2 separate regions of the Homo sapiens genome follow, and region 1 is linked to region 2. Evidence: read pairs that join two places in POLR2A ChIA-PET (ENCODE). Cell type or tissue: K562. All regions are shown on one strand. Each heading gives the region's core, and the rest is flanking DNA. Links, peaks and the distances in the headings are about the cores only.

The links. Peaks named below come from ENCODE experiments on the same cell type or tissue, not always from the same donor. Only the 100,000 strongest peaks of a DNase experiment are listed, where the experiment ranks them.
Region 1: POLR2A ChIA-PET joins it to region 2 with 5 read pairs; 4 of 35 experiments call an interaction of 5 or more read pairs at or near these places.

What each region holds. Positions count from the first base shown.
Region 1 is chr10:34,756,504-34,772,591 of GRCh38, forward strand. The region is part of intron 1 of PARD3 (par-3 family cell polarity regulator); the gene reads right to left. Among named protein-coding and RNA genes, the nearest start is that of PARD3, 51 kb to the right of the region's middle. In K562, for the core only: no CTCF peak of the experiment used is centred there; a DNase peak (open chromatin) is centred at 8,318; H3K4me3 peaks cover 592 bases.
Region 2 is chr10:34,915,219-34,931,306 of GRCh38, forward strand. It overlaps the pseudogene RNU6-847P. Among named protein-coding and RNA genes, the nearest start is that of LINC02635, 50 kb to the right of the region's middle. RefSeq lists an enhancer at 2,865-3,532 and a silencer at 7,509-7,709. In K562, for the core only: no CTCF peak of the experiment used is centred there; no DNase peak of the experiment used is centred there; H3K27me3 peaks cover 490 bases.

The DNA.
Region 1 (16,088 bases), core at 6,802-9,301, 160 kb before region 2:
AGCTCTGTTGCCTAGGCTGTGGCGTAGTGGTAGTCCTGAACGCCTGAGCTCAAGTGATCTTCCTGCCTCAGCCTCAAGTAGCTGGGACTACAGGCATGCACCACCACACTTGACTAGTTTTTTTACTTTTTATAGAGATGGGGTCTCACTACATTGCCCAAACTGGCCTCAAACTGCTAGCATCAAGCAATCCTCCCGCCTCAGCCTCCTTAAGTCTGGGATTACAGGTGTGAGCCACTACACATAATCAAAGCCATTCATCATTTTAAAGACAATCTCTGTCCTTTGAACCAATAAAATAATCACAGTGCAAAGCTCCGAGTTCCTGGTGAACAGGCTGAAAAGACAAAAGGGAACACTGCTAACAGATTTTTCAACCACTGCTTTCTTCTCCGAAAATTTTCTTCTTTTACTTTTCTGCATGAATCTTAGTTTCAAATTTTAGACTCAAATCACCAAAAGGTACTGTCATCCCCCTAAAAAAAGGTTCTAAAGTCATAAACAAGATAAATAACATAATGTCTTGAATATCTGTGAGGAAAAATTTCTCCTTGATTCCTCTGGTAGGTGCAATGTTTTTTATCCAAATCTGTTTTCGAAGTCTATGACAGCATTTTGCATCTTTTTCTTTACTTAGAGCCTTCATTTATATTAGAACTTCCTCACATCTAAAATACATATTTCCACAATATCTGCACAGGAGGTTCAAACACAGTGATCATGACTGAAAATTATAGTTAATTACTAGTCAGCACTAAAAATAAAAAATTTAAGTTCTTATTCTCATCTAACACAGTATCTGGTTAACAGAAAGTTGCAAATAACTGTGAGGTGTGACATGCTACAGCCTGTCCTTCATCTACCTGTCTTTCCTTTTCCACTTCCTGACTCTTAAATTGTCTTTAAGAAAACATGTCCTGGCCGGGTGCGGTGGCTCATGCCTGTAATCCCAACATTTTGGGAGGCCAAGGCAGGCAGATCACTTGAGGCCAGGAGTTCGAGAGCAACCTGGCCAACCAACATGGCAAAACCACATCTCTACTAAAAATACAAAAAAATTAGCCAGGCACGGTGGCTCACGCCTATAAACCCAGCTACTCGGGAGGCTGAGGTGGGAGAATCGCTTGAACAAGGGAGGCAGAGGTTGCAATGAGCCAAGATCGTGCCACTGGGCGAAACCTGTCTCCAAGAAAAAAAAAAAGAAAAGAAAAGAAAAAAGAAGAAAATACATCCTGAAAACCATTGCAAATTCTACTCATGCCAACTAGGACCATGCCCAGGATTCTGGTCCCCAGTTAACCTCATCAGTGACACATTTTTCTGCCGCTGGTCATAAAATTCAGAGTAAACGATGCCCCATTTTGTCCTTGCACTGGAAGGGTTCTGCTGATGATGCTTCAGTATACTATTAGAAAATTCTCCTCTCTTCTAGATAAACCTGCATCTGTAGACATAAAATGTTTGGGCATATAATTTAATTTCCTAAACCAGCTTCCTTATTGGCAGACTTTGATACTCCTAAAAATGCATCTGTTCCTGACCCCTTTGCAAGCACTCAAAGTATTCATTCTGTAATCCAATATTGGCCTAAACTATGAAATGCTAGAAAATGCTATAATTATCTACATGGGCCACTTTAAGAAAACCTCATGCAATCAGGGCTTAGTACTAACATGAGAAAAGCTAGGATAAACATTAGCTGAGTAAAGAAAAAGTTTTAAAATCACATCAACTTTTTTGGAGTATCCAACAATTTCCACATGCCACTGCTATATGTTATTTTACACATTCTTTTTAACAAATCCCTTCAAGAAAGGTAGTATGCTCCCCATTTTACAGATAAGGAAACCCAGGTTCAGGGAGAGGTAAGCAATTTTTCCAAATAACACAGCTAGAAAGTGGCAGAGCATTATTCCAAAGTCTTTCCACTCCACCACACTATGCCTCATAACCATCTGCAGAAGAGCAGCTTTGGAATGAAGGATATTAGGAGAGGCAAGTGAATTGTCACTGGGAAGTCACTGTGTTGCCCACAATTTCCTTCTTCCTCTTATCACGTCACACTGTCTACAGAAGGACACCTCATGATGAGTCATTTTCTAGTTGGGGCACTCAAGCACTAAGGCCCTTCAACTTACAGACAGTGTAATATGGAAATGTGTTTTAATCCTGGAAGCACTGAGTTTGGATTAATTTCACTTTACTCATTCACAGAAGAAAAAAATTCCTGAGAACAGCTCCTACCTAAAATGCAAGAACTAGAAAAGTCCAAGCCCACCCTGTGAAAGGGCACACCTGGAAGCTCCTTAAGTTGGTGACGGATGACAAGGAAGGTTTAACAGCACAGGAAATTCCCCCATGGTATAAATTATACTAGGTGTGACTGAAACGGCTAAATTAGGTCATGATAGATGGTTGTGTCAGACAGAACAGGTTATGCAAACAAAGACTATGACATGGAGGATGATTTTTGCTGCACAAAAAGAATAGAAAGAGGCGGAAGGAAAAAGCTACAGAATCATAGGCACTGAAGATAAATGAAAACTAAAATAAATGAAGACAAAATTAAATGGCTTCCAGTAATCAAAATTCAATACTGAAACTTTTTTAAAAAGAAAAAAAGAAAAAAAAACTCAATACTGAGAATAGATACAACTCAATGAGAATTGGATATGAAGCACTTTTTTTTTTCTAATAGGAACCAAAGAAATATACTACGGCATAGAAAACTGGCTCAGAACAGGGTATGCAACGGATTTTATTCACACGTGTAAATCTTTAAACTTAGGTCCTAAATGGTCCTATCACATTAGAAGAAAAACAATGTACATAATATTTAATCAATGAGTAAGCACTTACTAGATACACTGTGCTCTTGAGAACTGTTTCACAAGTGGCCTTGCTAAAGTAGAATATCACATTTTAGCTAGAACCACCCAAGTATTTCTAAAAGTGACTGGTATCTATTCCACGCATCAACAAAAGGGAAAAAGAAACTTCTAGAACTTTCCACCTCAAACATTTCACTGAAGGATGATGCACATAGCAATCAAACATTCCGATTTTAAGCAAGTAAAAGAGAGCAAAGAAAAAGTATTCATATAAAACAGGAAGTGAGAGGGACAATTTGAGGCAGCCAATTCAACAGCACATCGCCTAAGGCCAAGGCAGAATTATTTTCAGCAGGCAACATGCTACGCACAAGGATTTCAGCCAGCATAACGTGTGTGCTGCGGTAAAAATACTACTGAAGAGGATTCTTGAATAAAGGCACCCACCATGGCATTTCACAAGTCACTTTATTCCACATGTGGAATAAGAGACAAACTGCCTTATGGCTTAATTTTTAATATCATGTGAAAAGCTCTGCACATACTGCTGCGCTTTCTGATTTTTGTCTACTTTATTAGCTGAGAACACTTATGAATCTAAAAATACTTCGTTTTGGGGAGTGGAATTCCTTTATTCGTATTTGCACATGACTTTACCTGTCAAAATCTTTCACAATGCCACTAGGTATATAGGTTTCAACAAGTTTAGTATAATTCCAATCTTAGCCAACTATATTATGTAAGTAATCTCAATGTGGGAGGCAGCCTCTAAAATGATCTCCCTATCTTCTGGTTTTTATGTCTCTGTGTAAACCCCTCCCCAATCTACCTTTTTTTGGCAGGCGGGGTGTGGGGGACAGCGCAGCGGTGTAGAAACAGTATTTATTATGTTGCCCAGGCCGGTCTCCAGCTCCTGGACTCAAGTGATCCTCCCACCTTGGCCTCCAAAAGTGCTGCGATTACAGACATGAGCCATTATGCCTGGTCCCAATCTACTACTTTTTTTGTTTGTTTTGAGACAGGGTCTCACTGTGCCACCCAGGCTGGAGTGCAGTGGTAGGATCTCTGCTCACTGTAACCTCCACCTCCTGGGTTCAAGTGATTCTTGTGCCTCAGCTTCCCAAGTACCTGGGATTACAGGCACCTGCCACCATGCCCGGCTAATTTTTGTATCTTTAATAGAGAAGATCGTTTCACCTTGTTGGCCAGGCTTTCTAGAACTCCTGACCTCAAGTGATCTGCCCGCCTCAGCCTCCCAAAGCGCTGGGATTACAGGCATGTGCACTGTGCCCAGCCCCATTCTACTTCTAATATAATAGCAGAAGTGACAGGATGTTGCTTCCAAATTAGTTTATAAAGAGCATGTGCCTTCTGTTTTAGGCACTCACTGGCTCTCTCTCAGATTAGGAGCTGCATGTGGTGAGGAGTTGACACCTCCTGTCAACAACCACCTGAATAAGCTTGGAAGCAGAATGCCCAGCCCTGCTCCAGCCTTCAGATGACTGCAACCTGAGACAGACAGCCGTGGAGATCCAACTAACACACACCTCAAGTCCTGGCCCACAGAAACTATGAGTCAGTAAATGTCTGTTTTTTAAACCACTAAGTTTTGGGATAATGTGTTATACTGCAATAAATAAATTAAATTAAATTGGATAATTAATATATTTCTTTATATATGATCCTGTCACAGAACATATAACATTATTTGGACATAAAATTCAACCAAAAACAAAAAAAAAGTGGGGTGAAACACAAATATATTCAAGTACCTAGCCTTAAAAAAACAAAAGGGGTCAGGCACAGTGGCTCATGCCTATTATCTCAGCACTCTGGGAGGCTGAGGCAGGCAAATCACTTGAAGTCAGGAGTTTGAGACCAGCCTGGCCAACATGGTGAACTTCCATCTCTACTAAAAATACAAAAATTAGCCAGGTGTGGTTGCGTGTACCCATAGTCCCAGCTACTCGGGAGGCTGAGGCAGGAGAATCACTTGAACCCAGGAGGCTGAGGTTGCAGTGAACCACAATCACACCACTGCACTCCAGCCTGGGTAACACAGCGAGACTCTGTCAAAAAATAAAAGGAATCCCCATTTGGATTATCTTTCAAACATAAAAAAAATTATACACATATTCTGGTATCTAGGCTAGTTTAAAACAAAACAAATCAGATTGATTATTTTTCAGTCCTAAAAAGTAATTAGTGAAACATTTTAGAAATATAGCCAAGTTATAAAATTCCTGGGAGATTTCCAGTGGCAAATAATGGCCTATTTCTTCTACTAACTCACATAAAATGATTCAGCATTCCTCCCTTGATGATTAAAATGAGCAGATTACCCTGGAGAATCAATGTTAAGCAAAGACAAATGCCTGCCTTCCATTATCTTTTTGTAGTATTTTATGTTCTGCAGTGCACTATACTTCTACAAAGAAAGGGCTATGGTGTTCTACTTAAGAAAACGATGAGTCCTAAAGGAACAAAGTACAGCCACCAAAAAAATTATGTATATCATGATAAACGAACCAGGGAGGATGATGTGTCAAGGATGGGATTAGAAAAAGTGCTTACACACATATAAACATAACATAGATATAAATACAAATACATATATATAAAATATAAATACAGGTATACGTGATTTGAACACAGCCACAAAAGAGCATTCAATTTTATTTCACGAAGCTATTTTGAAGCCCTAGTTTACACCCATACTTTTATTGACATTGAAATAAGTTGGTCTTTAAAAAAGAAAATCACATAAATAGAAACTCTAATGCTGTTTCCAAACCTGAAAGTCACCCAGGTCACTCCTACAATAGGTTCAGGTTCTAAAACAAAACCCTAAAACATTTATCAACCCACTTTACTAAACAGTTTACTTTTTTGTGTGTGAGAAAGAGAGAGGCAGGGAGGGAGAGGGAGAGAGAGAGAGACAAAGAGACAGAGAGACAGAGAGAGAGAGAGAGAGAGAGAGATGGGGTCTCACTCTGTCGCCCAGGCTGGAGTACAGTAACACGATCACAACTCACTGCAGACTCAACCTCCCAGGCTCAGGTGATCCTCCCACCTCAGCCTTCCTCCCATCCCAGCCTTCAGCTGGGAACACAGACACATGCCACCATGCCTGACTTTTTTTTTTTTTTTTTTTTGTAGAGATGGGGTCCCACTAGGTTGCCCAGGCTGGTCTTGAACTCCCGGACTCAAGCAATCCTCCAGCCTCAGCCTCCCAAAGTGCTAGGATTAAAGGTGTGAACCACTGCACCCAGCCAAAAGTTTACTTTTTAAAAGGCTCTATCTATATGATGTTAAATACTTGACAAAAACTCTTACGTTCCACAAAATAGTCTTGATGTATTGGAGACTGGGAGTCGGGGAAAATGACTGTTGCTGATGAAGAAACACTAGCCATTTGTGCTGGGCTGGCAGGACTCTGCACTCACAGTGAAGATGAGCCATAGACATGACTTCTAGGGTTCCCACATTCAGCTACCAGCAAACCTACCAGCTACCACTAGAAGCACTACATTTACTTTGCAAATATAATACACACCTGGTATGTTTTAAGAATAAGAAACATTGTACATCAGACCATCAACATTATCACATGATTCAAATCAACACTCCATACACTGAGAATTTTCATGCCAGTGGGGGCACTGAGGGACAGATTCTATCAGAAGGCGTATTTGTTCACCATCTTAGTAGTTCTTAAAGGGGCAGAACCACTGCCCAGAGGACATTTTGGAAATTTTGTTGTCACAATGACTGGAGGTCACTGCTGGTATTTAGTGGCGGAGGTCAAGGACCTCTAAACATTCTGCAATGTGTGGGACAGTCCCACAAAAGGAAGAAATTGTCTTCAATATCTAAAGGTCCCACCAGACACTCGGGTCAGAAATTTGTCTATAATTTTCTGAGCCTTGAGCTCATAAACACAAAGTATTTTTGCCCAGTGTTGACAGTGCATGGGCAATGCATTCCTGAAATAGTAACTTTCTAAGGAAAGGTCACTATTTTTGAAGAGCTGAGGGCTGCAGCAAGGTTGTCTGTGATATTAAGTGGCAATGCCACCCACCTGCATCAGCTTGCCAACCTGTGTCCTCTGGGGGAAGGTGGGAGAAAGACACAGGGTCATTCCCTGTATCATTGCAACTTCCTGCAAATCTGTAATTATTTCAAAATTAAAAGAAAAAATAGAGATGTTGAGTCATATGGGGCTGAGAACCATCACCATGAACTTATCAGCTTTAAGGTAAGGATAAATGTCACCACTCCACCCCACCAAGGCCAAAGCAATCTTCATCTCATTTACAGCCCATTTCTAACCCATCACCTACAAACTAGACACCTGCAGCTGTGTCTAGCCCACGGCCACCTGGGTACTCAGGAGAGACGGCATGTGGGTACTGGAACCCACATCTCCTGGCTTCCTATTCAATGCTTTTGCCACAACACAGATTATGTGATTTTCTGCCACCATGTATACTGGGTAGAAATATTCCCAAATACTATAATAATTTTTAGGCAGCACTTTCTTTTCAGAATTGAAATAAATTCAAATGACTTAATCTCCTCCCAGCCATATACTAATAAGATCCAAATATGTCAGTGAAGTCACTGGATTTTCACTTAGTTTACCAATAAATAGGCACTGGTTCCCAAGCTTTTATACTCAATGGCATAAAAAGAAAACGGAATTTGTACAACACCGTGGGACTGCTCATACCTGGCTTCCTCAAGGACTAAGGTGCATCACCGTCCTGCATGCTAGTTGGGAAGATGACCCAGGCACTGGTCATATATTATTGCAGCTTTATGATTCTCAAGAAACCCAATAGAAATTTCTTAATCAACAAGAGTTTGTCTGCAAGACCTTAAGGAAAATGGGCAACCTAGGATTTCTTTGAAACTTCTGAAGGAAGGCATTCTAAATGCAGGGTGCTCATTAAATATAAGATCTCCTAATTATACACTCACCTGACATGTTATGGCCCGCCTACGTACTTTAGCCAATGAATGCAATCTCCTTGAATAAAAAATGGTGGTTGGAAAATACAGTTTAAAATAGAATTCCTTAAGAGTCCTTCCTCATCTTTGAGTGATACATGTAGAAGAATCTATAGGAAAAATGATATATTTTGGGGGATTTGCTTTGAACTAATCCAGCAGGTACTGGAGGAAGTGGGGAAGGGAGTTACAGATAAACAAGACCGGCCATGTGTCTGTGCCGGCAGCTGCTGGAGCTGAGTGGTGGGTGCCTGAGTGCTCATTATTCTACTCTCTGTTTACTTTGAAAATTTCCATAATGAAACATTACTAAAAAAAAAAATAGCTTGGTGTGTGTTAAGGGTAGTGTGCTAAGAGGTAAATGGTGGGAACTGTTGACTGGAAAGAAAATGAAGGCAAAACTGAGCCCAGGAGTGGGAGCAGGGTTTCCCTCACAAGTTGGCTCTGAACCACCTTTTCTGAGACAGCTCTTATAGATAAGCACCTGGCTGTCTTGTGTTTCTCATTAGCCCAGCACACAGTGCTCAAAGTACTGTTAAGATGAAAACATTTATCTTCATAAACAGCCTGCACTGTCCATAATCTATGTACTTCACCTTCCTATAAGATGAAAAGTTTACGAAGTTAGGATTAGGTCTCATCCTTCTCAGTGCCACCCACAGCAGGAAAGACAGCTATTTGCCAACTATTAGACTTTAGCATCCTCCCTTCCTTTTGGTATACGAGAGCCAAAAGTAAACATAGTATTGAGAGAAAGACACACCTGCCCCTTCCCCCAAAAAGATACAGTTCAAATTCAACGCACTGATTTTCTGGTACCTTTATCCAATACTTCCGTCCAAAGAAAAATACAAAGTTTAAGGGTGAAAGCTCAAATCTAAGCAAGATGTCCAAAAACCCATACTTCCGATTTATAGCATTCCATCCATACTATTTGTGTCCCAGGTAACAGCTAGTGCAACCCCCAGCTCAGGAGAAAGAAAGCCACATTACATAAACCAGGCATGGTTTTGAGTAGAGCATTTCTTCTTAAGATTTGGGCTTCTTCGGCCAGGTGCAGTGGCTCACACCTGTAATCCCAGCACTTTGGGAGGCTGAGGCGGGTAGATCACCTGAGGTCAGGAATTTGAGACCACCCTGGCCCACATGGTGAAACCCCGTCTCTACTAAAAATACAAAAATTAGCCAGGCATAGTGGTGCATACCTGTCATCCCAGCTACTCGGGAGGCTGACACAGGAGAATCACTTGAACCTAGGAGGCAGAAATTGCAGTAAGCTGAGATCACACCACTGCACTCCAGCCTGGGCAACAGAGTAAGACTCAAAAAAAAAAAAAGATTTGGGCTTCATCCAGCCTTTGTACTAAAAACAGGAGCAGTGATATCGTTAAGCGCTTATTTCTCAGAGGAGAAGGAAGAAGAGACCTTAATGGTAGTATTAAAGTGGCTAACATCTCTGCAGGGATTGTGAGCCACGGAACATTCTCAACAATTTTCATTTATTAACTCATGTGATCCTCATTCAATCCTAAAAGTAAGTACTATTATTACACACACACCCCATTCCACAGATGAGGAAACTGAGGTACTGCAATGTTAGGTAATTTGCCTAAAGATTACACAGAGCTGAATTTCAAATCCAGACAGCCTACCTACAGTCTGTGCTCTGAACCACCCCAATAGGGAATCTGAAGAATCAAACTATCTTTTATTGAAATTACTCCTTTTAGTGTTATGAATCAACAGTCCAAGTTAACAGTGCATTTATTAATGATTCACTGGTTACCAAGTCAATCAACACGTTGTACTTGCATCAGAATAAAGCATCATGGATTAACCAATACTAAATTATGTTTTATTACTTGTATTTTATCAGACTTCTTAGTAAGGATCTGTGTAATCCTGTATGGGGGACGTGGGGGGATCACCCAAAGCTGACACTAGCAGGTCAGAAGTGGGTATTTGCCAAGGGAAACACTTCAAGGTACAAGAGCAGATTTAAAATACTCTGATTCAACACAGACATCTGCTCTGCCAGAAGCTACCATCTGCTTCATATCCCAGACAGCAAAACATTTCAATAAGGAAGTGTCAAATCTGACTCCTAATCAGGAAACAATTATCTACATTTGCTACTAGCCCCAAAGCTGATTCGAAACTCCTGAGGCAAAAGTTAATGGAAAAATCACAGTACAGATACACATTCTAATGAGACTAGACATCAGCCAAGATTCCTACCAGCTCTAATATTTTTAAAATACTTAATTGACAAAAAAAAAAAAAAAAAAAAGACCCAGAAGATCTAAGATGAGAGATGTTGAGAAAATTTTCAGAGGAGGAAAAAAAGCAGGGGTATAGAAACAAAGGCCTTTGAGGAAAAAATTCAAGGGACTCCCTGACTCAAAAGGACCTACCGTCAGACAACTATGCACACAATTACAACGCAGGAACGTGGTGTAAGGCATCTTTAAGATAACCACAGTGACTTTCGGAGGCTCAAACAGGCAAGCACTAGAGCCTGTTAGGATGTTAGGAAAGGTTTTGTGGAAGAAACCAGCAACTGAGTTAGGTCCTAAAGAATCCGCATGTCCTCAGACCTAGACTCAGCGAGAAAGGAGGCATCCCAGGGAGAAGAGGTCCCACAAGCAGCACATCCCTAAACAGGAGCTGCAGCGCCCAGGACTCCTGCAGTGTCATTCATAAAGATGGCCTGAGACAGTGGCTTGGGGCAAACTGGAGACAGAGGCTACAGAAACCCTCTGGAGTTCAAGCAATGAACATATATTCAGCACCCACTATGGGCCCAAGGCTGGGGATTCAGCATGAACTAGAAAAACAAAGTGCTTGTTTTAACAGAGCTGGGAGTCTAGGCAATGAGACAAAGTCAAACATGTAAGATAATTTCAGTTAGTAAGAAACACGCTGAAGAAAATAAAACAAGATCACGAGATAGAGAGGGACAGGTGGAGTGCCACCTGATGGCACAGCAGCTGGGAAGCGTCGCTACCTGAGAACTCGCCATGTTCCTCTGAAACGTGTGCTCAGGGTAGGGGAGAAAGGAACACAGCTCAGGAGGTGCACATCCTATTAACTGGCCCTCACAGAGTGCCCAGAACACTCAGCAGCCTGACGGACTCCGTGACTTTTTAATTCAACCTCATTAATTGAGCTAATGAGAGGTTACTTCCAAAAAGACTTTGGTATGCTGGTGGGACTATACAATTACAGCCTTTCTTCTGTTTGTTTCTTTGTCTGTTTGTTTGTTTTTTGAGATGGAGTCTTGCTCTGTCACCCAGACTGGAGAGCAGTGGCATAATCTGGGCTCACTGCAGCCTCCGCCTCCTGGGTTCATGCGATTCTCCTGCCTCAGCCTCCTGAGTAGCTGGGATTACAGGCACGCGCCACCACCCTGGGCTAATATTTTTGTATTTTTAGTACAGACGGTAAAATACAAAAATATTGTCTGGACATGGTGGCGCACCCTTGTAATCCCAGCTACTTGGGAGGCTGTGGTGGCAGTGGGCCAAGATTGTGACACTGCACCCCAGCCTGGGTAACAGTGAGACTCTGTCTCAAAAAAAAAAGAGATTTTTAAAGGGATGAAAATATAAATGTTAAGCAATGAGATTCTAATCTTTCTATAAGAAGCATGAGTTTGTTTTCAAAAACATATGTGCAATTTTTTCTTCTTTGAAACTATTTTTCAACATCTCCTTACGTTGTCAGTCCTCACTTAACTAGACTTCAGTGCTCTAAGGATATTCTACTGTCCAAGTTCTCCATACATGAGCCTGTGAACTCCAAAAATCTGAGACAGATCTCGGTCAATTTAGGAAGTTTATTTTGTCAAAGTTAAGGATGCACACCTGTGACACAGCCTCGGGAGGTCCTGATGACAAGTGCCCAAGGTGGTCAGAGCACAACTTGGTTTTATACATTTTAGGGAGACATGAGACATCAATCAATATATGTAAGATGAACATTGGTTCCATCTGGAAAGGCGGGATAACTCGAAGCAAAGGCGGGACAACTCGAAGCAAAGGCGGGACAACTCGAAGCAAAGGCGGGACAACTGGAAGTTGGGAAGGGGCTTCCAGGTCACAGGTAGATAAAAGATAAGAGACAAATGGTTGCATTCTTTTGAGTTTCTGATTAGCTTCTCCAAAGGAGGCAATCAGATACACATTTATCTCTGTGAGCAGAGGGGTGACTTTGAATAGAATGGGCGGCAGGTTTGCCCTGAGCAGTTCCCAGCTTGCCTTTTCCCTGCTTAGTGATTTTGGGGCCCCCAAGATTTATTTTCCTTTCACAAGCCCTATTACTCAACACTCTGAGGGTGTCACAGCAGAGTGAAAAAGAGAAGGGAAAACTTACTTGGCTCTGGCCCACTTTTCTTCTCTGCACTCTGGATGGTGGAGCCAGGCAAATGGCTTGGTCCTTGGCTGCCAGCCCTGGCTGAAGCCCTGCACACATGCCACTCCCTGCTGAGCGCACTCAGGGTGCGGCTCCACCCCAGGCATGGTGACAGAGCTCTGAAGGGAGGTGAATATCCAGTTCCCAGCGCCGAACTCCAGTTCACGTCACCCTCGGTGCCCAAACTTTACCGCTCAGCCCACCTAAGATACACTGCTCATTACCCGCCCTCTCAAGGCTCGGATCAATAAACTCCCTTGACTTCTGCCTCCTGCCAAAACTGAATGAATTCCATTACCCCACCGTCTCTCAATCTCAAGCTGGTGTCACTGTCAGCAAACCTTCACCCTCCACATAAACAAGGTGGCCCCTTCTGCCCCAAGTCATGCTTTGCAGCTGTCTGCACAGGGCTGATGGCACAGCCAACCCCCAGGGCTTCTAGGATGCTGGCAGACCTCCACGGATACTGAGCACCACCGGTACGGCGACCACCAGGGCTAGGTCTGCCTACCAACACCCTGACCGAATCAGTCACAAGCTTATCTGCCCACCCCTATAGCCACATTCTCACTTAAAATACTGCCTCCAAATGGCTTAACGGAATGCCTCTGAAAACTGAACACCAAATCGACACTGCCAAAAAACACAGTCAGCCCTGAATTCAGCCCACCTCCTCCCATTTATCCTCTCCAGGTGAAAATCATTACTGTAATTTTTTTTTTCTTTGTCTAAAACCATACCTCCCGGCACTTTGGGAGGCTGAGGCAGGTGGATCACTTGAGTCCAGGAGTCCGACACCAGCTTGGGCAACACGGCAAAAACCTGTCTCCATAAAAAATACAAAAATTAGCCTGGCACATAGTGGCACGTTCCTGTAGTCACAGCTACTCAGGAGGCTGAAGTGGGAGGATCACTTGAGCCCAGGAGGTCAAGGCTTCAGTGACCGTGATCATGCCACTGCACACCAGCCTGGGCAACAGAGGGAGAGAGAGACCATGTCTTTAAAAAAACAAACAAACAAACAAACGAACAAAAAAACAAAACAAAAAAAAAAACAAGAAAACCATACCTAGTGTTCTTCAGTTATACACTTTTCTCAAATTCATACACACACACACACAATTATAACCATTTCATACTTACAAGGGGTCCTTTCCTAAGTGACATTAATTCAGAATGTGGGGTTCCCCTTCTCTAGTACACCCTTACCATCAAACCAGCTCCATCTGGTTAAAATACAGCCCCAATTTCCCTGCTCAAAAATTTTCACTGGCTCCCAATGACTTCCTCAGTATTAGCGGATGGCCCTTCATCCAAGACCCTCCGGGACAGTCATTTCCTAGCCTTATCTTCTGCCTGCAGACCACATCACCCAGCCAAATGTTTCCTGCTCCTTAGACACAAGTCACCCTTCATGCTGTTTCAGTCACCATGCCCACACATCTGTCCTTCTATGAAGATCTAGTCAATGCCATCTCCTCCCAAAAGTCTTTCCTGGTTATGGCCAATCCATGATCATCTCACACCTTTGAACTGCAAAAGCACTTCTTACTGCTGATTAAAACTATCACTTTTTGCCTGGTATTCTAAGCATTCTTAAACGGAGATGACACCTCGAGCCCTCGGCTAGCCTGTAAACGCCTTGAGGGCAGCACCTCCAACCAAACACCCTGCACATAAAAGGGTTATCTGGATGTGATGAAGTAACTTGCTCCCAGACTTTTCATCCTAGAGGCCCTGAGGGTCAGGAAGAACTGTAAGTGAAAGGGAGCCATGGGCATTTCTGAGCAGGAAACTCTTGCGCTGGACCTGCATTCTGAGAAAATCAAGGTGTCCCGGCAGAGCAGAAAACGCTAGCCTTGCAGTCAAGACTCACCTGCCACTTACAAGGTATGTGGCCTTGGACAGATGACTCTCCCACCACGGACCACAGGAATCTAATCTAGAACTTTTGCTTTCAGAGTAAATTAGGAAAGGCAGATAAATTGTATCTTAAGTTCCAGTTTCCTAGGGGTATCACCTGCAATGATGTAGAGATTCCAAGACTCCAGACAGGGATGTGCCCTGTTCTCAGTTTCCATGACAGACCCGGAAAGGTGGGCAGCAAAGTGAGGCCATGGATTTGCCAGCCCTGGGCCCCGTGATCTTTAAGGTCTGACATCATTGGATTTGGAAAGGCTTTGAGATGCTCCTCTGGGAACTCAAAACCCTAAAAGTCTACAGGGTTGTTCTGCAACGGAGATGCAGAACTCCCTGTGATGGAAGACATAAAAGGGAAAGACGGAGAGACAAGAGGAAGGAGGGAAGGAAGAATACCAACCTAGTATTAAAATTGGTCACTTGAAAACATGCAAGCCCTGTGATTTTCATCAGGAAACTGCACAAAAAGTAAATTCATAATGTCTTTTAAAAGTTTGCATTCCTCTGATTAAAATGTTCTGGCTTTTGAAAGCAAATGGTGATGCTAAATGTGCTGGGCACAATGGTTACATCAGGAAGAAAGACGGTGCAGCTCAGAACGTGGCTCTGCCTGTCCCTGTGGTTTGACTCAACATTGCTCAGCCTCCCCTCTTCATCTGAGGTAACAGCAACAACTATGCCCCCCACACAGGATCACTGTGAGATTAAAGGGGTCCCACGTGTAGCATAGTGCCTGGCACATGGGGAGCAAAGAGTGAAGGAAGGCTGGCTACAGTTATTATCACCATCATCAAGATCATGACTATGTCATTAGCAGCATATTTCTGTCAGCGTGTTAATGCAAAACAATTTTTTAAAACAGAAAAGTTACACAAAACTGAGAAAGAAAAATGACGTCGGTCAGCCCGACCTAGTCTTACAAAATTACTTGCTGGCTTTTCTTTGGTGTCTGGTTTTGATGCCAGCCAAGGAACAGTTGTCACTAACTCTTTTCAATTTGGTGGTGTATCTTATGAAGCAAGAGGTGCTTAGACAAAGACACACACATGTTCAGGCTGGTATACAGAAAAGAACTGATCTGATAGAAATGAACATCCTGTGCTTTCAGGTAGAAACAAAGGAGTTTTTCAACAGAGTGAGCTCAGATCTTGTATTCTGGAGCTTCAGAGGAATACAGCAAGTTAAAATGACACTTTTTCCTAACAGCTCGCCAGGATAAGCCAATGAAGATGGGTCACACCTGGAAACAACTTCCATCAACCCCTGGCAGGGGTAAAAAGTCATTTGTGGATCCCTTTCACAAAGGTAAATACCAAGGAAGTTCTGCAGTCTGGAAGGTAGAGTGGCCTACATTCATCTCGCCCAACAAGCAGAATGCAAGATGCACCCCTCCAGGGGTTCCTGCTTTCACTCACAAATCCAGAATGCCCTGGTCAGTTCTATAGCAGAAAACCCAAGCTCACTGGGCGTGGTGGCTCACACCTGTAATCCCCGGACTTTGGGAGGCTGAGGCGGGTGGATCACTTGAGCTCAGGAGTTCGAGACCAGCCTGGCCAACATAGTGAAAGCCCGTCTCTACTAAAAATACAAAAAATTAGCAAGGCCCCCTGTAATCCCAGCTACTTCAGCCTGGGTGACAGAGCAAGACTCCATCTCAAAAACAAATAAAAAATAAAAGGACTTGCATTCCTCGAATAAAAGTTATTTTCTCATTATCAATTGTAAACCTGTTTTTAAATGTTGATACCAACTGACAATATCAAATGTAAGACAGTATCTTTAAATCAAAGTAAATACAAATGATCTAAAGCTTTAAAATGAGGAATACACGCCGGGCATGGTGGCTCACGCCTGTAATCCCAGCACTTTGGGAGGCTGAGGCGGGTGGATTACTTGAGCTCAGGAGTTCGA
Region 2 (16,088 bases), core at 6,739-9,238:
CTCGGCTCACTGCAACCTCTGCCTCCTGGGTTTAAGCGATTCTCCTGCCTCAGCCTCCTGAGTAGCTGGGATTATAGGCATGCACCACCATGCCTGGCTAATTTTTTTGTATTTTCAGTAGAGGTGGGGTTTCCCCATGTTGGTCAGGATGGTCTCGAACTCCTGACCTTGTGATCCACCCATCTCGGCCTCCCAAAGTGCTGGGATTACAGGGGTGAGCAACTGCGCCCAGCCCTACACATTCTTTTCCATTCTAAAAACTAGTTATTCATGGAAACAGGATACAACTGATTCTTAGGAACACGAATTACATCAGCATGGAAAAGTGTCTAGTAAGATGTGGGTAATGATGGAAGCCAAAGTGGAAGCTCAAGTAATCTCCATCTGAAGCAACTGTAAAACCAGAAAGGAAGCCCTCAGAATTTTGGGGGTGCTCCATGCAAAAAGCAAAGATAGGTCTTAGATGGTGAATTTATTTCTATATTAACATTTGATCACCTCACAAGGAGAGAAGATGTGGAAGAAGTACCTTTTAAAGAAATTCAGAAGATATGAAGTGAGTTATCCCCTACTCCAACTGAATGCCAGGATTCCTACACACAGTGAAAGAGCTTTTACTCAGCAGGCTTATTATGTAATATGTGTTCAGAGTTCAGATTCTTAAGGGCAGAACGTAACAACTTCAGCCTATAAAGGTAGGTCAGAAATTGCTTTTTTTTTTTTTTTTTTTAGAGACAGGGTCTCACTTTGTCACCCAGGCTGGAGTGCAATGGTGTGATCTTGGCTCACTGCACCCTCGACCTCCTGGGCTCAAGTGATCCTCCCACCTCAGCTTCCTTCAAGCTGGGCCTACAGGCACTAGCCACCATGCCTGGCTAGTTTTTAATTTTTTGTAGAGACAGGGTCTCACCATGTTACCTAGGCTGGTCTTGAACTCCTGGCCTAAAGCAATTCTCATGCCTTGGCTTCCCAAAATGTTGGGATTACAGGAGTGAGTCACCATACCTGGCCAGAAGTTGCATTTGATGGCAGAGAGAGATACTACCTGGAAATCATCATATCCACACAACAAGTAGCATCTTTAATTTAAATGTAAATGTGATTTCTTTGCAGCTTGGTTCAATTCCATTCAGGCCCTGAAACTGTTAGTCAAAATCAACTTGTTGAGCAGAGTTACATGTTCTGAGTTTCAATACTGCAATGTAAGAAAGAAAACAAGGACAGATTGATGATTTCAGGACAGCATCTGAGTTTACTCATTCCACATTAGAGCTGTGTGAAGATTGCCTCGGAGTGGCACAGTGTTGATGTTTCTGCCTGTGTTTAATTTCTTGATTTCACGAACAGCTTGGATTTTTTTTAAAGTGCTTCTGACTCATTCACATGTGGTTGCCTGACATAAGCCCACACACCATTTGCTCACAAATATGTCAATGACTGAATCCACCAAGAGCCTCGACCTGAGAAACCTGGGCCTAGATTACTGAGAGGATCTGTGGCTGCTTGTATATAGTCTTTCTCCCCATCAGCTCCATGATTCAGTATCATAGTTAATATGGAATTCTCCCTTGTTAACATGAAAATCGCTTTGGCAAAGTGTTATGTTTGTATGCAGAGCTTGGAGTTAATGTCAGGAATTTCATTTTCTTTTTTTTTTATTTTTATTTATTTATTTATTTATTTATTTTTAGAGAGATGGGGTCTTGTTATGTTGGCCAGGCTTGTCTTGAACTCTGGACCTCAAACAATCCTCCTACCTCAGCCTCCCCAAGTGCTGAGACGACAACCGTGAGCCACCGCACCTGGCCTTCTTTTTCTTCTAAATGCTGAAGTTAGATTCTACAGGGACCTAAAGGGAGTGTTAGTCCAAAGTCTTCTTTGCCCCTCAAAGATACTCTTTAAAAATCCAGTTCTTATCCTCGTAACTCATAAATACCAGACAGACGCAAGGTGCAGGAAGTCATGCCCTCTGCATCAGTGGATTCACATCCATGGATTCAGCCAACGACCAATCAAAAATATTAGGGAAAGGACTGGGTGCGGTGGCTCACACCTGTAATCCTAACACTTTGGAAGGCCAAAGTAGGCGGATCACCTGAGGTCAGGATTTCAAGACCAGCTTGGTCAACATGGTAAACCCCCATCTCTACTAAAAATACAAAAATTAGCCAGGCATGGTGGCGCATGCCTGTAGTCCCAGCTACTCGAGAAGCTAAGGCAGGACAATCACTTGAACCTGGGAGGAGGAGGTTGCAGTGAGCTGAGACTGCGCCACTGCTAAGGCAGGAGGGTCACTTGAGCTCAGGAGTTTGAAAAATATTGGGGAAAAAAATTGCATCTGTACTAAACATGTATAGGCTTTTCTTTCCTTGTCGTTATTCCCTAACAAGACAATATTCACACGTCATTTATATTAAGCTTTTTTGTTTGTTTGTTTTTTGTTTTTGTGGTTTTTTGCTTTTAGAGACAGGGTCTTACTCTGTTGCCCAGGCTGGAGTGCAGTGGCACCACCATAGTTCACTGCAGCCTTGAACTGGACTCAAAAGATCCTCCCTTTTCAGCCTCCCAAGTAGCTGGGAGGGACTACAGGTGCACGCCGCCAAACCCAGCTCATTAAAAAAAAAAAAAATTTGTAGAGATAGGATCTTGCTATGTTGCCCAAGCTGGTCTTGAACTCCTGGCCTCAAGTGATCCTCCTGCCTTGGCCCCCAAAGCACTGAGATTACCACACTTGGCCTCAAACAGCCCTCCTTGTCCCTGTTAGTCTAGTAACCTCGTCTAATAACTGTACCTCGTGTTTATTGACTCTCAGGGAATTGCATCCTCTTTGGAGACGATCTCATGTCTATGACTTGAGTTAAGCATCAGAGATGTTCTCTTTTCACGGAGCTAATAGTCCATTACTGGCAACTGACATTAAAAACATGACCCACACCCACCTCTGGGGAAGAGCTGCCCTGGCACTTGGCAGCCTCCCGGGAAAGGTAGTTGGGGTGAGGGTGTCACCCCCAGAAGGAGGTGGTGAAATGAAGCATCCACATCATACAGTGGCGACCAGAGGAGGAGAGCTTCCTATATTCCCGGACCCCAGCCGTGCCTCAATGAGCAGAGTTCTTACTGGAGCCGCAGAAGCGTATTAACCTCGCGACCCCATGACTTGCACAGAAGCGGGTTCTTTCTCCACACTCCCTGCCTCCGTGGGCGACCGCCTTCATCCTTAATATCCAACGTGACATGAAATATCTACAATAGCAACCAAATCACTGACACCAGATGCGATGTCAAATGCTCTGCATTACCCAAACAGCTGAATCGGGGCCGCCATCCGCACTTCCAGCTTCAGCCCTGGAAAACCACCCTGTAGGGTGCACTGGGGCTGCGGCTGCAGCTGTTACCTGGCAGCTTAGCTCAGGGAGCCCTCTCCTCTGCCCTTCCGGGCTGGCCAGGTTAGGGGCTCTCTGAGACAGTGACCCCCGGAGGCTCCTTTTCAGCTGCTGTCCTTTGTGTAGCATCAGTTGCTCTCCAGGGTTCACCACCTCCTGAGAGGACTTCACAGCTGCTCCGGGAAAGAACCACTCCCTCCTTGCCCTTTCTTCTCATTTCATTTTCCTGAGAAGTCAGAGCCATTCACCGCTCACTGCATAATCAGTTTTATCAAGATACTAATGAATTTAAGAGGCTTATTTGTCCCCTTGGATGTCGCTAAATGCCCACTGCTCAGAAATACAGCTGTGTCATCCTCCCTCAATTTCCATCCGCACTGAAGCTATGACGGAGCAGGAGCTTTGTTTTGCTTGGGGCAGCTGCCACTCTGTGACACACATCAAAGGGTGTGCGCTTCCACCCGCATCTCCCAGGCGCGCAGTAAGTGGCATTTCAGGGAGTTTGATGGAACCATCTGAGTAAGTACTTGTGTTTAATGAGATTCATTCTTCATGTGTTCCCACTAGCCGCAAGACGGTTTTGCATTTACCGGAATTGTAACACCATAACACTCCATTTTAATGACGGCCGGTGGCAGCTGGCACCCCAGTTCACAGCACCAACTTTTTGTTAATGATATGCAATTGGAATATATTTATCCCCTATTGAGAGATGGGAGCACAGCAGCCAATTGGCTTGTGCTTGTCTGACTTAAGCATAAGGATCAGAGTAACAAGGACCCAGTTTTCATGACCTGTTATCTTTTGCTACGTCCCAGGTCCCGAGAGCCTTGAAGACTCATAAATCCCCACTGAAGATCATGAGCCTGAGCATCTGAGAAGCAGCCAGGACTTTGTTCCTAATTATTTGCAAAAACAGGCTCCTTAGGCTTGCATCAGAAGTCCTTTGGAATAAAATCAGACCTCAGGAGGATGCCTACAGGTAGGAAGAACATGAAGAAATTTCATTCATTTATTTATTCACTCAATAAACAAATTCAAACAATAAACAATAAAGAAGCAGGCTGGGGCCAGACATGGTGGTTCACACCTGTAATCCCAGCACTTGGGGAGGCTGAGGGGGGGTGGATCACCTGAGGTCAAGAGTTCAAGACCAGTCTGGCCATCATGGTGAAACACCATCTCTACTAAAACTACAAAAATTTAGCCTGGCATGGTGAAACATACCTGTAATCTCAGCTACTTGGGAGGCTGAGGCAGAAGACTCCCTGGAACCCAGGACATGGAGGTTGCAGTGAGCCGAGATCACACCACTGCACTCCAGCCTGAGTGACAGAGCGAGACTCTGTCTCAAATAAATACATAAAGAAAGAAAGAAAGAAAACAAAGAAGCAAATATGTAGAACATCAGAAGAAGAATCATGAAAAGAAGTAAATTTTGGTTAAATAAAGAATGTTGGAGTCTCAAATTGATCAAGAGGATGTTTTTGTTACCTTAGGAGGGTTCAACTGGATTGCAATGATAAGAGAGCTGAAATTGAAAACATTTTAAAATGAGCAAGCCAACTCTAAAAGATCTCCAAGGCAAAGAAACCCTGACCTTCCCACAGTGATTTCAGCTCATTTTTAGACCCATTTAGTGTCTAAGATTTAGAGGCACAGAAGATCAGAATCTGCCTGTCCTGACATAGCATCCAATCCTGAGAACAATGAAATAGTCACCCTCATTTGACATTTTTTTTTTCTTCTTATAAAAATTATATAAACTCTGGCCAGGCGCGGTGGCTCACACCTGTAATCCCAGCACTTTGGGAGGCCGAGGTGGACGGATCACCTGAGGTCAGGAGTTCAAGACCAGCCTGGCCAACATGGTGAAACTTCGTCTCTACTAAAAATATAAAAATTAGTCGGGTGTGGTGGCGGGCACCTGTAGTCCCAGCTACTCGGGAGGCTGAGGTTGGAGAATCGCTTGAACCCAGGAGGTGGAGGTTGCAGTGAGCCAAGGTCATGCCACTGCACTCCAGCCTGGGCAACAAGAGGAAAACTCTGTCTCAAAAAAAAAAAGAAAAAAAGAAATATATATATACATATACATATTCATTATAAAGACTGCAGTCATTATCTATAGAAAATGAAAAGGAAAAGAAAGAAAAAGAATTGAAAACAAAAAGTGAAAAGGGAAAGAAAAAGAAAAATAAATAAAAAGTGAAAGAAAAAGAAAAAAATCGTCCATAATACCATCACCAAAAATAGCTTCCATCAAATATTGGTTAGAGACATACATGTGTTTGCATGTGTTTACATGTGTTTGCATGTGTTTATATTTTTCCCACAAAAGGGTGAGCATACAGTATATCTCAGTCTGTTTGTCTTGCTACAAAGGAAAATCAGACTGGGTAATTTATAAAGAAGAGAGATTTATTTGGCTGGCAGTTCTGCAGGTTGTACAAGAAGCATGGTTCCAGCATCTGCTTCTAGGGAGGCCTCAGGAAGCTTCCACACATTGGGGAAGGTGAGGAGGAGCCAGTGTGTGCGGAGATCACATGGCAAGAGAGAGCGCAAGGGAAAGAGAGGGGAGGCACCAGGCTCTTCTTAACAGCCAACTCTTGAGGGAATTAAGAGTGAGAACTCACTCAAACCCCCCACCCCAGGGAAGGGATTAATCTATCCATGAGGGTCCCACTCACATGACCCAAACACTTCCATTAGACCCACCCACAACACTGGGATCAAATTTCCACATGAGGTTTGAGGGAGGGACAAACATCCAAACTGACACCCTCCATTTTGTTCTATATCTTCTGTTTACGTTTACTTTCTCTCCCATGCCACTTAACATCTGCACAGTCATTTAGAATTGTGGGATCATTGCCTAGTTTTCCATGGAATAGATGTAGCATAAATAACTTTACCTAACTCCTGAAAGAAAAAGAATGTCAGGGTGAGGGTAGAGTTTGTTATTCTGTGTTGCTTGGTCAGAATGCCTGACTGAAAGGCTGGGTTTGGTGGCTTGCGCCTGTAATCCCAGCACTTTGGGAGGCTGAGGCAGGTGGATTACTTGAGGCCAGGAGTTCAAGACCAGCCTGGCCAATATGGTGAAACCCCATCTCTACCAAAAATACAAAAATCAGCTGGGAGTGGTGACAGGTGCCTATAATCCCAGCTACTCAAGGGGCTGAGGCATGAGAATTGCTTGAACCTGGGAGGCAGAGGTTGCAGTGAGCCAAGATTATGCCACTGCACTCCAGCCTGGGTGACAGAGCAAGACTCCATCTCGAAAAAAAAAAAAAGAGATCAGGAGCAATGGCTCAAGCCTGTAATCCCAGCACTTTGGGAGGCCGAGGCGGATGGATCACGAGGTCAGCAGTTTGAGACCAGCCTGACCAACATGGAGAAACCCCGTCTCTACTGAAAATACAAAATTATCTGGGCATGGTGGCACATGCCTGTAATCCCAGCTACTCGGGAGGCTGAGGCAGGAGAATCACTTGAACCTGGGAGGTGGAGGTTGCAGTGAGCTGAGATCACGCCATTGCACTCCAGCCTGGGCAAGAAGAATGAAACTCCGTCAAAAAAAAAAAAAGAAAGAAAGAAAGGAAGGAGGGAAGGAAGGAAGGAAGGAAGGAAGGAAGGAAGGAAGGAAGGAAGGCAGGCAGGCAGGCAGGCAGGCAGGCAGGCAAGCCTAACTGACAACAGGACACTGAGGATCACCCTGAAGGAGGAGGAGTGGATAGCGAGTCATGCTGCTCTCTGGAGGAAGCCTGTTTGGGGTGGGAGGACAATGCCAAGGGCCCTAAGGCAGGACTATGCTTGGAATGTCCAAGAAAGAGCAAAGAGGCCACAGGCGAGGAGGTGAGACTATAGGAGACAAGTTCAGAGAGGGAGTAGAGGCCGAGTGATACAAGACTGTGACCAGCGTCAGGTTGTGGGCTACTGCTGGGTGGAGGAGAAGCCAACAGTTTTACACAGAAGACAGACATGCCCGATTACATCTTAATGGGCTCCCCAGCTTCTGTGTTACCATAGACTACCGTGGGCAAGGGCAGGACAGAGAGACCCGTCAGGAGCTGTACTAGTCTGCAAGGGCTGCCATAACAAGATACTGCGGCCTGGGCAGCTTCAGCAACAGACATTTGTGTTCTTACAGTTCTGAGACTAGAAGTCTCAGATCAAGGTGTCAGCTGGTTTGGTTTCACCAAGGGCCTCTCTCCTTGGCTTGTGCACAGCCACCTTTGTGCTGTGTCCTCACATGGCCTGTCCTCTGTCTGTGCACCCCTGTGTCTCTTCCTCTTCTAAGAACAACAGTCGTATTGGATCACGGCTCCACCATTATCATCTCCTTTCACTTCTTTAAAGGCACTATCTCCAAATATAGTCATGCCAGGGATTAGGGCTTCTGCATATGAATTTTGGGAGGACATAATTCAGTTCATAACAGGAAGTGACTGCACTAACCCCAACAAGAGAGGACTGTGCTTGGACCCTGGTCTTACCAGTGGAGATGGTGAGAAGGAGCTGGGTTTCAGCTCTTTTTCTGAAGGCTGAATGAGACAGAACCATTTTTGTCCCAGCATTCGTGAGTATCAAGAATGAGTGGAAGGAAGACATTAAATTGTGAATGCTAGAAAAAAGAGTAGTGAAAGGGTCAGGGGGCTGGAAGGAATTTTCTTTTAGCTCCTCTGTTTTTTAGCCTCTTAAAACAAGCCTGTAGTGCAGTCTAACTGAAAGAAAGTAGAAATATGAAGGCATTTTTATTTTAATATAAAAATTTATTTAAAAGCCTTTAGCTCTTGAAATTTAAAAGTACAATTAAAAAATAAAGAAAGGCATTTTGTTAGCTTTTTATTGAAATATAATAAACTTTCAGTAACATGCACGTATCTTAAGTATACAGCTCAATGAGATTTTACATATGTACACACTCATGTAACCACCTCTCATGTCAAGATATAGAACATTTCCAGTTATCTGGAAGCTTCACTCATTGCCCTCTCCCAATCAAGAGCTCCCCAGAGGTAACCACTATCTTGATTCTAACAATATGAATTGGTTTTACCTATTCTTGTACTTTGTATAAATGGAATCAAGTGATGTGTATTTTTGTGTGTGCATCTTACTCTTTTCACTCAACATTATGCATATGAAGTTTATCCATGCTGTTTCATGCAGCTAAAGTTCATTCACTTTATGGGTGGGTTAGTATTCCGTTGTATAAATAGACCACAATTTACTTATCTCTTTTATTTCAGATGAAGAGTTGAGTTGCGTTCACCTTTTAACCATTATAATGTAAGTACAGTTTCAATAAAAATATCTATGTATGTCCTTTTGTTAGGCATATGAACTCATTAGGAAAAGCATTTCTTCTCATCAAGTAAGAAATAGTTCCCTTTCTCAATTAAAAAGTAGTCCCTTTTCTGGCTGGGTGCAGTGGCTCACACCTGTAATCCCAACACTTTGGGAGGCCAAGGCGAGTGGATCACATGAGGTCGGGAGATCAAGACCAGCCTGGTCAACATGGTGAAACCCTGTCTTAATTAAAAAAAAAAAAATTAAAAAAGTAGTCTCTTTCCTTCTCTCTGTCCAGAATCTTGTTAACAACAAAAATGAACACTTTAGGACTCCTCAAGCATGATCACTTTCAGGATGGTGCTGGAGCTAGTTCATCCAAGCTCAGGAGAGCCCATTGTTAAGTTTTCAGGAATCTTGCAAACTGAATGCTAACCACAGACTTTATTAAAAGTAGATTTATATGCATTTCAATTAATTTCAAAAAAATTGAAGAGGAAAGAATACTTCCAAATTCATTATATGAAGCCAGCGCTATCTTGATATGGAAGTCAGACAGACACTACAAGAAAAGAAAACTACAGACCAATATTCTTGGTGAATATTGACATAGAGATTCTCAAGAAAATACTAGCAAATAGAGTTCAATAGAACAACTAAAATATTATACATGATGACTAAGTAAGATTTATTCCTGGAATGCAAGGATAGTTCAACATATGAAAATCAAACAATGTGATATATGACATTAAAGATGTATGACACTAGAAGAAAACTATGACCGGACGTGGTGGCTCACACCTGTAATCCCAACACTTTGGGAAGCTGAGGCAGGTGAATCACTTGAGTGCAGGAGTTTGAGTCCAGCCTGGGCGACATAGCGAGACCCTGTCAAAAAAAAAAAAAAGAAAAGAAAAGAAAACTGCCTCAACATAATAAAGGCCATATATGAGAAGCACACACAACTAACATCATGTTCAATGCTAAAAGACTGAGAACTTTTTCCCCAAGATCAGAAACAAGGCAAGGATGCCCACTTTCACCACTTTTATTTAACATAGCACTGAAAGTCCTAGCCAGATCAATTAGGCAAGACAAAAAAAAAATGCATCAAATTGCAAAGGAAGAAATAAAATGATTTATGTTCCCAGACAACATGATCTTTTAGGTAGAAAACCACAAATATTCCACCAAAAACATCTGTTAGAACTAATAAACAGATCCAACAAAGCTGCAGGATACAATCTCAACATGCAAAAATCAGTTGCACTTTTATATACTAACAATGAATAATCCAAAAGGAAATTAAGAAAATAATTCCATTAACAGTAACATCAAAAAATATATATATTGAGGAATAACTTAGCCAAGGAGGTAAAAAATGACACACTGAAAACTACTGCCAGTTACAGTGGCTAATGCCTGTAATCCCAGCACTTTGGGACGCTGAGGCAGGTGGATTGCTTGAGCCCAGAAGTTTGAAACCAGCTGGGCAATTTGGCAAGACTCTGTCTCTACAAAAATAAAAATTAAAAAAAGTAGCCAGACATGGTGGTTTGCGCCTGTAGTCCCAGCTACTCAGGAGGCTGAGGTGGGAGGATCACTTGAGCCTATGAAGTCGAGGCTACAGTGAGCCATGATTACACCACTGCACTCCAGCTGCCTGGGCAACAGAGCAAAACCCAGTCTCAAAAACGAAAAGAAAAGAAAACTACAAAACATTGCCAAAAGAAATTAAAGAAGACACAAATAAATGGAAAGATATACTGTGTTTGTGGGTTAAAAGACTTAATATTGCTAAGACGTTGATATTGGCCAAAGCAGTCTATAGATTTAATACAATTCCTATCAAATCTCAAGGGCATTTTTTGCAGAAATAGAAAAACCTATTCTAAAATTCAGACACCAGGGTTCCTGAATAGCTAAAGCAATCTTGAAAAAGAACAACGTTGAGGCCAGGCGCAGTAGCTCACGCCTGTAATTGCAGTGGCTCATGCCTGTAATTGCAGCACTTTGGGAGGCCAAGGTGGGTGGATCACCTGAGGTCACAAGTATGAGACCAGCCTGCCCAACATGGTGAAAGCCCGTCTCTACTAAAAATACAAAGATTAGCAGGGTGTGGTGGTGCATGCCTGTAATCCCAGCTACTCGGGAGGCTGAGGCAGGAGAATTGCTTGAACCCAGGAGGCGGAGGTTGCAGTGAGCCGAGATTGTGCCACCGCACTCCAGCCTGGATGACAGAGCAAGACTCCATCAAAAAAAAAAAAGAGAGAGAGAAATAAATAAATAAATAAATAAATAAATCTCGTCTCTACCAAAAATGAAAAAAATAAAATAAAAATAAAAATAAAAAAAGTAGCCAGGTGTGATGGTGGGTGCCTGTAATCCCAGCTACTTGGGAGGCTGAGGCAAGAGAATCACTTGAACCTGAAAGGCGGAGGTTGCAGTGAGCCGAGATTGCACCACTGCACTCCAGCCTGAGTGACAGAGTGAGACCTGGTAAAAAAAAAAAAAAAAAAAAAAAAAAAAAAAAAAAAGAACGAAGTTGGAAGTCTCACACTTCCTAACTCTAAAAAATTTATTACAAACCCACAGTGATCAAAACAGTATAGTCCAGCCTGGGCAACATGGCAAAACCCTATCTACAAAAGATACAAAAATTAGCCAGGCATGGTGGTGCACACCTGTAGTCTCAGCTACTCAGGAGGCTGAGGAAGGATCATGTGAGCCCAGGAGGTTGAGGCTGCGGTGAGCCAAGATTGTGTCACTGTATTCCAGCCTGGGCAACAGAGTGAAATGTTGTTTCAAAAAACAAAAACAAACTGTGTAGTATTGGCATACAGACAGACATATAGACTAATGGAAGGGAATAGAGAGCCCAGAAGTGCTCATTTTGGCAGCACACATACTAAAATTGGAAAGATACAGAGAAGATTAACATGGCCTCTGTGCAAGGATGACAAGCAAAAATCAAAAATTATTTTAAAAAATTAAAAGAATACAGGGTCCAGAAATAAACCCTCATACGTATAGTCCAATAGTTTTTAAATTAGGGTCCCAAGACTAGTCAGTGGAGAAAGAAGTATTTTCAACAAATGATTTCAGGAAAACTGGATATCTGCACGCAAATGAATGAAACTGGACCCTTACGCTATATGCAAAATTTAACTCTAAATGAATCCAAGACCTAAATGTAAGACCTAAAATGATAAAACTCTTTTTTTTCTTTTTCTTTCTTACCTTTTTTTTTTTTTTAGAGATGGGGTCTCACTGTGTTGCCCAGGCTGGTCTTAAATTCCTGGGATCAGGCCATCCTCTCGCCTCAGCCTCCCAGAGTGCTGGGATTACAACTGTGAACCACTGTACCTGGCCTATACAACTCTTAAAAGAAAACATAGGGAAAGCACTTCATGACAATGGATTTGGCAATGATCTCTTGGATATGGCACCAAAAGCACAGACAACAAAAAAAATATCGATAAGTTGGACTACATCAAAATTAAAAATTTCTTTTTTTTTTTTTTTTTTGAGATGGAGTCTCACTCTGTTGCCTAGATTGGAATGCAGTGGTGCAATCTCAGCTTACTGCCACCTCCACCTCCCGGGTTCAAGTGATTCTCCTACCTCAGCCTCCTGAGTAGCTGGGATTACAGGTGTGAGCTACCGCGCCTGGCTAATTTTTTTATTTTTAGTGGAGACGAGGTTTCACCATGTTGACCAGTCTGGTCTTGAACTCCTGAGATCAGGTGATACACCTGCCTTGGCCTCCCAAAATGCTGGCATTACAGGCATGAGCCACCGTGCCTGGCCAGATTTTTTGAAAATATAGTGGACACCATGTAACTAATACAGAAAAATTCTAAAGGAAATAAAGATGCTGAATTTCCAGATTTCTTTATAGGAGATGAAATGAAAAAATCAACATCCTATTACAGTTGCTGGAAAACAGATGATGGGTTTTGTTAGAAGAAAATGCCCTTGAACTTGAACCAAGGTAGTTGTACATAAGCCGCCCCTCTGTATCTGCCTTCAGTACTCAGAATTTATTGCCCTCAAGCTGAAGAATGTTAGGCTGGAGATGACACTTTATTTATTTATTCATTTTGAGATGGAGTCTCACTCTGTCACCCAGGCTGGAGTGCAATGGCGTGATTTTGACTCATTGCAACCACTGCCTCACAGGTTCAAGAGATTCTCTTGCCTCAGCCTCCCAAGTAGCTGGGATTACAGGTGCCCACCACTACACCTGGCTAATTTTTTGTATTTTTAGTAGAAACAGGGTTTTGCCCTGTTGGCCAGGCTGGTCTCGAACTCCTGACCTCATGATCCACCTGCCTTGGCCCCCCAAAGTGCTGAGATTACAGGCATGAGCCACTGTGCCCAGCTGAGATGACACTTTTGACAGTAAACAGATAAGCAGCTGGATCCTACTCAACCAGAGCTATAACCAAAAAATCTTCCGAACAGTGAATGACATCACAGCAACAACGGCCTTTCTAGGAATTTTCCAATTCTGTGTTTTAGATTTTAGAGGCCCTAGGCAAAATAGTGAAAAAATTATCCTCAGAGAGCACCCCACCACCATAAGCTCTTCTCCCCCAAAACAAGCTGTGTGTGTCTCCATTTCAGCACTTCATATGGGAGTCTATGCACCTAAGCCTCTCCCGTTCTGTCAGGAAGTAGGTGTTCCTGGTCCCTTCCCTGCTTCTGAAGGTGATAGCCAGCAAATGCCATCACTGAATCTAGACTAACACAAATTGCGTAAAAATATGGCCCTCCTTTGGCCACATACTCACATACTGGCATTTGTATTTTTCTATTATTATTTTTATTTATTTGTTTATTATTACTTTTTTTTGAGATGGAGTATCACGCTTGTCACCCAGGCTGGAGTGCAGTGGCGTGATCTCAGCTCACTGCAACCTCTACCTCCCGGGCTCAAGCGATTCTCCTGCTTCAGCCTTCCAAGTAGCTGAGATTACAGGCACCCACCACCACGCCCGGTTGATTTTTGTATTTTTAGTAGAAACGAGGTTTCACCCTGTTGGCCAGGCTGGTCTTGAACTCCTGACCTCAGGTGATCTGCCCACTTCGGCCTCCCAAAGTGCTGGGATTACAGGCGTGAGCCACCATGCCTGGCCCATACTGGCATTTTAAAGAACCTTCTCCGGTGTCACTAAGAAACCCTAGAGAAATACAGTTGATCTTTGAACAACACGGGTTTGGATTGCAGGGGTCCACTTACATGCAGATTTTTTTTCAATAAAAGCTGCACTAAGTGTGCCTGCCTCTCTTGCCTCGACTCCCACTCCCTCCACAACTTCTGCCTCTGCCACTGCTGGGACAGCAAGACCAACCCCTCCTCTTCTTCCTCCTCCCCCTCAGCCTACTCAACATGAGGATGATGAGGATAAAGACCTTTACGATGATCCACTTTCACTTCAGGAATAGTAAATACATTTTATCTTCTTTATGATTTTCTCAATAAGCTTTTCTTTTCTCTAGCTTACTTTATTGTATAAATATAGTATAGAATACTTATACTAAACATGGGTAATTGACAGTTCATGTTACAGGTAAGGCTTCTGATCAACAGCAGGCTATCAGTAGTTAAGGTTTTGGGGAGTCAGCACTACGGGGGTTGCCAGCTCAGCCCTCACGTTGCTCAAGGGCCAACTGTACTTTTTTTATTTATTTTATTTTTTTAGAGACAGTATCTCGTGCTGTAGCCCAGGCTGGACTGCAGAGGTGCAATTACAGCTCACAGCAGCCTCAACCTCCTGGGCTCAAGCAATCCTCCTGCCTCAGCCTCCTGATTAGCTGGGACCATAGGCGTGCACCACCATGCCCGGCTTTTTTTACTTTTACTTTTGGTGGGGTCTCCCTATGTTGCCCAGGTTGGTCTCAAACTCCTGGGCTCAATCTATCCTTCTACCTCGGCCTCCCAAAGTGCTGGAATTGTAGATGTGAGCCACCGCATTGAGCCCAACTGTATCTCTCTTTTTTTTTTTTTTGAAACAGAGTCTTGCTCTGTCACCCAGGCTGGAGTGCAGTGGCATGATCTCAGCTCACTGCAACCTCCACCTCCCGGGTTCAAGCAATTCTCCTGCCTCAGCCTCCTAGGTAGCTGGAATTACAGGCGCACGCCACCACACCCAGCTAATTTTTGTATTCTTGGTAGAGATATGGTTTCGCCATATTGGCTGGGCTGGTCTTGAACTCCTGACCTCAGGTGATCCACCCGCCTCGGCCTCCCAACGTGCTGGGATTACAGGTGTGAGCCATCGCGCCCCGCAAAAAGTACTATTTCTGAAAATAATTTTTTGTTAGATATTTAGGCGTCACAAGTGCAGATTTCTTAACATGCATATATTGCACTGTGGTAAAGTCTGGGCTTCTAGTGAACCCATCACCTGAATAGTGAACATTGTACCCATGAGTAGTAGATCAACCCTCAGCTCTTCTTACTTTCCCACCTTTTGAGTCTCCAATGTCTATTATTCTATTCATGGGTACCCATGGTCCAGCTCTCACTAATGAGAACATGCAATATTTGACTTCGTGTTTCTGAGTCATTTCACTGAACATTTCACTGAATAATGGCCTCTAGTTCCATCCATCTTGCTATAAAAGACATGATTTCATTATTTTTTATGCCTGAGTAGTATTCTGTGACATGGGCCAGGCACAGTGGCTCACACCTGTAGTCCCAGCACTTTGGGAGGCCGAGGTGGGCCGATCAGCTGAGGTCGGGAGTTTGAGACCAGCCTGGCCAACATGGAGAAACCCGTCTCCACTAAAAATGCAAAATATTAGCTGGGCGTGGTGGTGCATGCCTGTAATTCCAGCTACTGAGGAGGCTGAGGCAGGAGAATCGCTTGAACCGGGGAGGCGGAGGTTGCAGTGAGCCAAGATTGGGCCACTGTACTCCAGCCTGGGCGACAGAGCGAGACTCCGTCTCAAAAAAAAAAAAAAAAAATTAAAAACCTTTTTTTTCTTTTTTTTTAAAATAGAGATGAAGTCTGTGTTGTCCAGGCTGGTCTCCAACTCCTGGACTCTCTCGCACATGCTGAAGTGCAGTGGCATGACCTCAGCTCACTGCAACCTCCACCTCCCAGGTTTAAGCAATTCTCCTGCCTCAGCCTACCAAGTAACTCAGATTACAGGTGCCCGCCACCACGCCCAGCTAATTTTTTGTATTTTTAGTAGAGACAAGGTTTCACCATTTGGCCAGGCTGGTCTTGAACTTCTGATCTCAGGTGATCCACCCGCCTCTACCTCCTAAAGTGCTGGGATTACAGGCGTGAGCCACCGCACCTGGCCTCGTTCTTATGTTTTCAGTTTTCTTGTTGCTGTGGCAGAATGACATCAGGCACAAACAGCTGAACTGCAGCCTGGATTCCCATCTCTGCTGGC